3 separate regions of the Homo sapiens genome follow, and regions 1 and 3 are each linked to region 2. A link is a contact called in ENCODE Hi-C or POLR2A ChIA-PET data. All regions are on one chromosome and are shown on one strand. Each heading gives the region's core, a stretch centred on a gene start or an enhancer-like site at or near the end of the contact. The rest is flanking DNA. Distances are from core to core; before and after follow the strand shown. Region 1 holds the start of PRKCQ (protein kinase C theta). Region 2 has its middle 11 kb from the start of MIR3155B. Region 3 overlaps PRKCQ (protein kinase C theta).

Region 1 (2,700 bases), core at 200-2,699, 420 kb after region 2:
TGCCATTTTACAAGGGTTACCAAAGATAAGTTAGGGAAAATATGAAGATGATGATTCACAAGGTCGGGGTGTGGGGTGGGGTGGGGGACCCAGGACCTTAGGAATAGGGCTTGTCTATCACACAGCCTCGGGCAAGAAGGGCCCAGTGGGGACCATGGCTTCTAGGGAGCAAACCAAGGGAAAAGAGCAACGGAGTGGACCCTCCAGGCTTCTTGCCTCTCTCACGGAGCCTCACGAATCCCAGTGGTTTAGAATTTTCTTTGGCAAAAGAAAAGGTCAAAGAGGCCGGAGTTGACAGAAAGCATGGGCGGACTTCTCAGATCTTGTAGGTGGTTCTTAAAAGAATTCAGCAGGCTTGAGGTGTGCTCTCAAAGGGCAACTGGAACGTCAAGGACTTGGACACCAGGCACAGATGGTTCATTTCCCATGGACAGGAAGAGGGCACGGAGTGCTCCCTCTTCCCTCCACCTTCTCCAGCCTAGTCCCCCTCAGCCTGTGCCACTCCTGAATCATCTTTTATAGCACCACGTCCAGCCCGCACAGGGGCAGGACAGCCCAGGGAACAAGGCAGTCCTGTGGCGCTCTCCTTGCAGAAATGACCGGAGTCTCCCAATCCAGCCAGCCCGTGGACCTCTCTTCATGCCCACGGGGGAGTGCACACGCCTGTAGCATTCAACAGTCACTCTCCCATTGATAACGGTGGCTCTCGAAAATCCAATACCACAAAGATACTTTATTGCACAAACTTTGCTTGGTTAACCTGGCCCTCAAAGCTGGGGAATAACCTCACTTGAGGCTACAGGAATGAGCACGCAGATTTTTCTTTTTTTTTTTTTTTTGGTATCTTTCAAAGACCTGCCTCCCCCTCCCCCAGGCCCTTGACCAGAAACTTGGCTTGTTTAGAAGCCTGAGCAATGGCACCCCCGTCCGTGCTCCAATACATTCCCAGAAAAGGGGTTATGCTCCCCTGTGGACAGGATACCATCTCCAGAAAACATGTTTCCTCACGCATTTTTTTTTTTTTTTTTTACCAAGAATACAAAAACTTTCCACCTTCTTCCCTCCCCGCAGGCCCCCTTTCGTTCAGGTGAGAAGGAAAAGGGAGAAGAAAGGAGGAAGCGCCCCCAGGCCGGCGGCCCCCACCCGGCTAAGGTCGCCAGCATCCCGCATCCCGTGCGACCTGCGTCCCAGAAACCCAGCGGGGAAATTCTTCCCGGTGCGCTCTTGCGCCCGCTTGGTTCCATTTCCTACTCCGCCTGCTCACCCGGCAGCCCTCACCCCTTCCCGGAGGCTCTCCGAGGGGCCCGGGTAGCCCTTCTCGCCACGGGTCTCGGCCCCTCCAGCCCGCTCCCTCCCGGCGGCGGCGCGGGGCGCGGGGCCCTACCTGGAGCGAGCACGGCGCCGCTGCTGCCCGGTGGCGCTGGGACTGCGCGGGGACTGCGCGGGGACTGCGCGGGGACTGGCGGGGCTGGCGGGGCTGGCGGGGCTGGCGGGGCTGGCGGGCCCGGCGCACTGCGGGTGCGCCTAGAAGGCGGTGCCCGCCAGGGGGCGCTCGCCAGCCTCCCCGCCAGCCCGGCCTCCCGGGACCCGGCACCTCTAGCCAGGGACGCGCGCTCGGTCCCCCGCCGTGCGCCCCCGGTCCCGCGCCCAGGCTCCCGCCCCTGGCCTCCTTACCAGCCACTTGTCGCCCAGCTGCGAACTGGAGCGGGAGGCGGCGGCCGGAGGGCCCAGGACAGCCCCGGGAGGGCGGCGAGGCGGAGCAGGAGCGCCCCGGCTCCGGCCACATTCTCAGAGTCAGGAAAAGGGGCGAGAGGCCACATGTCTCCCTCTCGCCCAACTGAAAACGAAACGGCGCTCCAGCAGATTGGGTGGAAAGAGCTGGGTCTCTTTTCTCTGTTTTTCACGCTAGAAAGGGCTTGTAAACATTGTTCCTTTTAAAATGACCTACCCCAGGCATTTGTTTGGGCACACTTCTGTCCTGGGGTCATCGTTCCTAGGTGGCTTCGGACCTGGGACTTTTCCTGTATCTGCACATTGTCGTTTTATACACAATTGCCAAGGTGGGACTGCTTTCAACTTTACTGTGCTTGAAGCTGCAAAGGTAATGTTGCCGCCGTGCGTGTCATTTTAGGACTTTTTATGCCTTGCGGGTAATACTAATGATGGTCACAGGGAGGATAAACGGGGTGGTTTCTTTTTCTATACTCCATGTAACTAATTTCTCATTCAGGTTAGAAAATTATATGTCTGGTTACTAATATTCTTACTGAATGGTTTCCTTGCAATGATGACACCAAATAATTAAAACGTACTTGATTAAGACTTTTGTTGCTGTAGTGTACTAAGATCAGATTAATCTGAGAAGTAAAATAGTAATTTTTTGTCCTTTTTTCTTTTCTTGTTTTGAGAGAGACATTAAAAACGATTAAAACAAAACAAAACAGGCCAGGTGCGGTGGCTCATGCCTGTAATGCCAGCACTTTGGGAGGCTGAGGCGGGTGGATCGCTTGAGGCTGGGAGTTTGAGACCAGCCTGGCCAACATGGCAAAATCGTGTCTCTCCTAAAAATACAAAAATTAGCTGGGTGTTGTGGCACGTGCCAGTAATCCCAGCTACTCAGAAGGCTGAGGCAGGAGAATCGTTTGAACCTGGGAGGAGGAGGTTGCAGTGAGCTGAGATCTCACCACTGCACTGCAGTCT
Region 2 (2,700 bases), core at 156-2,655:
ATCCATTCATCTGTTGTTGGACACATGGATTACTCTACCTTCTGGCTGTTGTCAATAATGCTGCTGCGAACATGGGTCTACAAACATCTCTTTGAAACCTTGCTTTCAATTCTTTGGGGTGTGTATATACAAGGAATAATCTTTTATTTCATAGCTTTAGCATCTATTGATGATTCTTGAGTGAAACACTTATCAGAGTGTCCGTAAAATGGCTATTTACCATTTTTGTCATTCTTTCCACATTTATTAGTTGGCATTCTTTTGTAAAGAAGCTCTTTCCTGCCCATCCTCCCTTTTACTAGCTTTAATTTCATCATCATTATTAATAGTAGTAATAGTACCAATGTGGACTCCGGGATTTTTAAAATTATGACTGCATGTGTTAGAATCCATTCCTGACATACTCAATTGATGCTCAAGCCACTCCCAGTTTGGGTGAGAACCCTTTCAGGCTGGCTGCTGTGTCCTTGACACGCCCCCTTCAGCTTTTGAGCTCTGTCTTAACTCCTGTTCCAGGCTCCTTGTGTCCTTCCCAGTCTCGGCCTTGGGAGCAGCCACTCCTCCAAGGATCCCTGGGTACTTTCAGTGGAGGATGGTCCTTAGAAGGCTGGATCTGGGCTTTTGTGTGCCTCTTCTTGCTACCGGAGTGTCCGTGTTTCCAGGGCGTTTTTCATGGATGGAGCTGGGAAACATTTTAAAATTGTAAATTCAAACGGATCAGTTATTCCAGTCCAGCAGCACAGAGTTCTTCCTCTCCTTCCCCCGTCCCATAATTGTATCTTTCATTTGCTTTCTGTGTTTTCCCCAGGAATGTTGTCTTCATCTTGAATCTCCTTTGCTACTGGCTGTACTCATTAGCAACATAAAATTCCTCGTGATAACCTCTGACCCCTATCCCATGTGTGATGACACCGAGTTGAGGGAGATCAGACATTCAATGCAGAGGTGGGGGCCAAGACCAAGCCTCCTGGGGCTTAAGAAAATATCTCCAGAGACGGGAAGTCTGGAAGGGAACTCCATCACGAATATTTTATGTTCCCTCCCTCTATTGTTCTCAATCACTGCACAAGTGTATATTACTTTTTTTAATAACAAAAAGGAACTTTTAAGGTAACCCCCCACAACCCTATATAGACTGGATGTCAACTCTTTAGTCCTAGATACACCTGGAGCCTGGCGTCGTGGGGACAGAGGCAGGTCCCTGTGCTGAGGGCGGTAAGACAGGGCGGGTAGGTGGGGACCCAGCTGGGAGGTAGGGGGGCCAGACGGGACATCAGCTCCCGGGAGCCCCGCTCTGGGCACGGTGCGCGCCTCCACCCTCCATTGCACCCCGCGCCTGCTTCCTCCCAGGTGCACCTCGGGCGCCTAAGCCAGCTGGGTCCCGGGCCCCGGGAGCAGCTGCGGGCCCGACGGGGGCGTGGCGGGACCGGCGGGGGCGGGGCCTGGGGGTGGTCCGCGCGGATTGGCTGCTGCCTGCGGCGCACGAGCCGGTCAGCGCGCACCCCGCCCTTCCCGGGCCGTGCGGCACGCCGCGTTCACGTGCTGTCGCGCGCCCTCCCGGCGTGCGCCGCGCGGCCCCAGCCTGCTCTGCGGCGACTGTCCGGCTCGTGAGCTCCGCGTGGATCCGGCGCTGGGCCCCCTACGCTCTGGGGACCTGGGGTTGTGTTTCCGGCAAAGGATGTTTTCCGAGAAGGCCTGGGAGCGGCTGTAAATAATACCCGAGAGGAAATAGGCCCGGCAGGTGTTTTTGCGCGTCCCGGCGTTGGGTGTGGCTGCGGCGGGCGTGCAGGCCGCAGATGAGGAAACAGACTAGGAGGGATTTAGGCATCTGGACTCTGCGGGGCGGCCCGGGCGCGCAGCCCGTTTCCCTGTGGGTTGAGGGCGCGGGAGAAGTGGGCGGCCCACCCCACCCCGCGCGTGGATGCGGGGCTGGGGCAGGTCCGCGGTGGAGGCGCCGCCAGTGAGCACCCGGGGACCGCTCCTAGCCCCCAGTGTGGGACACAGACTCCCTGAGGACCTCGTATGCGTTGGGTCTGTGGCTCCATCCGAATCTTCATGAACAGGGCCTGCGGTGAATTTGGGGAGAGTGAGTGAGCGGGTGAAGGGTCAGGAAATAAGTCACAGGAGGCATGGTTGAAGAATTGGGGATGTTTAACCCAGACATGGCAGGACTGGGCACACTTGACCCCTGTCTGGAAGTATTTGAAAGACTTCTGAAGGGGGCCAGCCCCTCCACACCTGTGGGTGTTTCTCGTCAGGTGGGAGGAGATACTGAGAAAAGAAATAAGACACAAAGTATAAAGAACAGTGGGCCCAGGGGACTGGCACTCAGCATACGAAGGACCCGCACTGGTGGCCGTCTCTGAGTTCCCTCAGTATTGATCATTATTTTTACTATCTTGGCGAGGGGAGTGTAGCAGGGCAACAGGTGGGGAGAAGGTCAGCAGGGAAACATGTGAGCAAAGGAATCTGTATCATGAATAAGTTCAAGGAAAGGTACTGTGCCCTGATGTGCACATAGGCTAAGTTTATGTTTCCCTTTACTCAGACATCTCAGTGTAGCAAAGAGTAACAGAGCAGTATTGCTGCCAGCATATCGCCTACAGCCACAGGGCGGTTTTCTCCTATCTCAGAATAGAACGAATGGGATTGGTCTGCTTTACACCGAGACATTCCATTCCCAGGGATGAGCAGGAGACA
Region 3 (2,700 bases), core at 20-2,519, 310 kb after region 2:
ACTGCAACCTCCGCCCCATGGGTTCAAGTGATTATCCTGCCTCAGCCTCCTGAGTAGCTGGGATTATAGGTGCCCACCACCCCGCCTGGCTAATTTTTGTATTTTTAGTGGAGACAGAGTTTCGCCATGTTGGCCAGGCTGGTCTCAAACTCCTGACCCCAAGGTGATCCACCCGCTTCAGCCTCCAAAGTGCTGGGATTACAGGTGTGAGCCACCGTGCCTGGCCGCCTCCTGCCTTTTTAATTAATGAATCTTGTTAAAGATTACCTTTTCCTTTTTTTGTCCTATTTTCCTTAGACCAGATGACAGAAAACCCATGACTATAGCACACTCTGTAAAAGATGTTAAATGTCCCTTTCCCAAAAAGAAACACTGCCTGTAACCAAGTTCCTGGAACTATGCACCAGCCTTGTATGAAAAAATGTAATCCTGCTAAAAATGCCTCTGTCTCTCCCTATGGAAACCCTAAAGTTCCCTCCTTTACAACTCTGACTTCATTCTTTTGGGGTGTTTCCAGGTGGGCCATCCTCAAACTTTGAGTTTGAATAAATGCTCTTTAAATTAGATTCTGGCCTTTTTGATTATTTCAGGTTGACAGCTGTAAATCGACTCATTTTTGTAAATTTGCTATAAAATCTAACATTTGCCAAATCACAGTTTGGTTACATAGCAGGGGAACCTGCAGAATGTCTGAGTGATCCCCAGTTTCTGAAATAACAACGTGTAAGCGTTCTCAGGATCAGAACGCCGCCAGAGGACGTTAAAGAAAAGAGGCTTATCTGTCACTACAGATGGGGGCAGCATGAAAAGTTAATTCTTGTCTTAGTGCAGGGACACGTCTTTGGAAGGATGTGGTTTCCGTGGGTTTTCTTTTCTTTGCTACAATTGTGGTAATTTCCAGGGCTCCTAGCTCAACTGAAAGGTTCATGGATTGCAGCATTTTTGAGAGCTTCAGATGAAGCAGTTTCTGAATAAAATGCTTGAAATTAAAAACTTTCTTAGATGGATTTTGCCTTAAAACTATGGAAATACCAGGATGACATACTTTTTAAAAAGTATCAAGTTCAAGGAGTTTTTCTTTTTAATTTTAAATGATAATAATATCTTGTAGTTAGTATGGTACTTTCTCCAAAAAAGATCCAAACTTCTCTGCAAGTGCTATTATTGTTATTATTATTATTTTTCACGTTATCCTTAGGAAGCAAAAAAGGAGAACCAGTGTCACAAAGAAATGTTAGGTGACTTGTTCAAAGTAACTCACACACTCATGCCCTGAAGCCATAACCGGAAGTAGAGCTTTGTGTGTTCTATGAATAGAAAGTGAAACTCAGTTTTCTTTTTCATAAAAGAAAAATTTCAAAGTGATATTGACCAAGAATGTTCAACTGGTGCATATTGGGAGTGTGGGAGTCAAGGGCAGTGATGTGAATCCAGGAACACTAGCGTTCTGCCTCTTGGCATCACCCTGGGAGGCCTCTCTTCAGAGGCCTGCAAAACCACGGCGGCCTGCCCTCAAATCCAACCTGAGGGAACGACCCAGAGACAGAGCTGTTCCTATAGGATCTAGAGCTACTTAGGTGTGAAATAGTAACACTACTTAAATGTCAGAATACAGATCGGCCTTTCAGAATTCAAAGGAGACACAGAGGAAGGTAGACTTTAGTTCACTTTTAATTTTTAAGGGAAAATTATTTCCTTGAAATTAAAAAGAAATAGCATCCTTACTGTGTTAGATGCATCTTTCCTTTCCAAACAAATTTTAGAAATAAATCCTCTTATTTTTCCACAGTTTTATCAGAGATAGAACACAGAAACTTTGGATACTTGAGTTATTAATCTTTCTTTTACTGCAGCATAACTAAAAAGAGGGAAACTGTTTCAGTGTTTATTTTTCCCTGTGTTTCAAAGTTTTATGGTTAATTATTTTTTTCTAATTGTTTTAAATCTACTTGTAAGTGGATAGTTAAAAGATTTATGACAACTCTTCTTGTAGACAAATTTTATTGTGGATTTTCCTATTTTTTTACTTTTTAAAATGTAAGTAATGGAAACTGTTAAAAATCTAAGTTGGAAATCTAGTAGTGCAAAAGTTGGCTGGCATCCGCACTGAAGGGGGTACTGAGAAGGGATCGTGCAATTTCAAGCCCTGCAGACTTTGTAAGACAGAAAATGTAAATATTAACAACAAAGAAATGTTAGAAAAAAAGTAAAAGAAAGAAGAGCTAGCCCTTCTTTCCTCTTGCCAAGACAGCAGCCTCTCAGAATGCTGATCTACGTTAGACCCTGAGCCAGTAATTTATGCCAGAGCCTGGATGATGTACAAAGTCATTTTGATCTAGCACACAGAAAATTCATTGTGAAGATTCTTTTGATTTGAGCCTCATTCAGATTCAGGTTCAGATTTCATGAATTATCCTGTACATCTATGTCCCCAGACGGTGCCGTCCCATTAGGGCCCCTGGTTTTACAGCTCCCAGCCCCTCTGCCTGTAACTCTTACTCTCTGTCCTGGGCAGGGGTAAAGTGGGTGCCTCAGAGCCCTGTTGATAAACGGCAGAGCTGGGCTTGAACTTCGGAATCCAAGTCCACAGGAATTTTCACATTTTGTAGCTTCCTAAATGGCTTTATCATATTTTCACCCTTCCATAGGTGATATATCCCTCATCTAGGAACTTTAAAAACTTTAACAATTTAATCCAAA

The links. Hi-C counts contacts between places; a loop is a spot of excess contacts on that map. ChIA-PET counts read pairs that join two places held with the same protein, here RNA polymerase II (POLR2A). Pooled maps may share reads with other maps.
Region 1: a loop to region 2 is called in a pooled map, with 3 times the contacts of the local background. The contact joins the promoter of PRKCQ here to the enhancer-like site in region 2. A Hi-C loop is called at or near these places in 4 of 50 pooled maps. POLR2A ChIA-PET finds 5 or more read pairs at or near these places in 3 of 52 experiments (HEK293, activated naive CD4-positive, alpha-beta T cell and naive thymus-derived CD4-positive, alpha-beta T cell).
Region 3: a loop to region 2 is called in a pooled map, with 4 times the contacts of the local background. The contact joins two enhancer-like sites. A Hi-C loop is called at or near these places in 1 of 50 pooled maps. POLR2A ChIA-PET finds 5 or more read pairs at or near these places in 4 of 52 experiments (PC-9, activated CD4-positive, alpha-beta T cell and activated T-cell).

Annotation. Positions count from the first base shown.
Region 1 is chr10:6,578,827-6,581,526 of GRCh38, forward strand. PRKCQ (protein kinase C theta) reads right to left here and starts at 1,450. Exons shown (of 18, transcript NM_006257.5): 1 at 1,385-1,450. PRKCQ-AS1 (PRKCQ antisense RNA 1) reads left to right here and starts at 1,599. Exons shown (of 2, transcript NR_036503.1): 1 at 1,599-2,101. RefSeq lists silencers at 1,452-1,701, 1,712-1,861.
Region 2 is chr10:6,162,271-6,164,970 of GRCh38, forward strand. It overlaps a transcript of PFKFB3 not described here. Among named protein-coding and RNA genes, the nearest start is that of MIR3155B, 11 kb to the left of the region's middle. RefSeq lists a silencer at 1,153-1,632 and an enhancer at 2,043-2,152. Within about 2 kb of position 1,406, at least 30 of the 41 ENCODE cell types and tissues checked have a DNase peak (open chromatin) inside an H3K27ac peak, as active enhancers do.
Region 3 is chr10:6,472,787-6,475,486 of GRCh38, forward strand. All of the region lies in intron 12 of PRKCQ (protein kinase C theta), which reads right to left. Among named protein-coding and RNA genes, the nearest start is that of PRKCQ, 110 kb to the right of the region's middle. RefSeq lists an enhancer at 1,214-1,393. Within about 2 kb of position 1,270, at least 7 of the 41 ENCODE cell types and tissues checked have a DNase peak (open chromatin) inside an H3K27ac peak, as active enhancers do.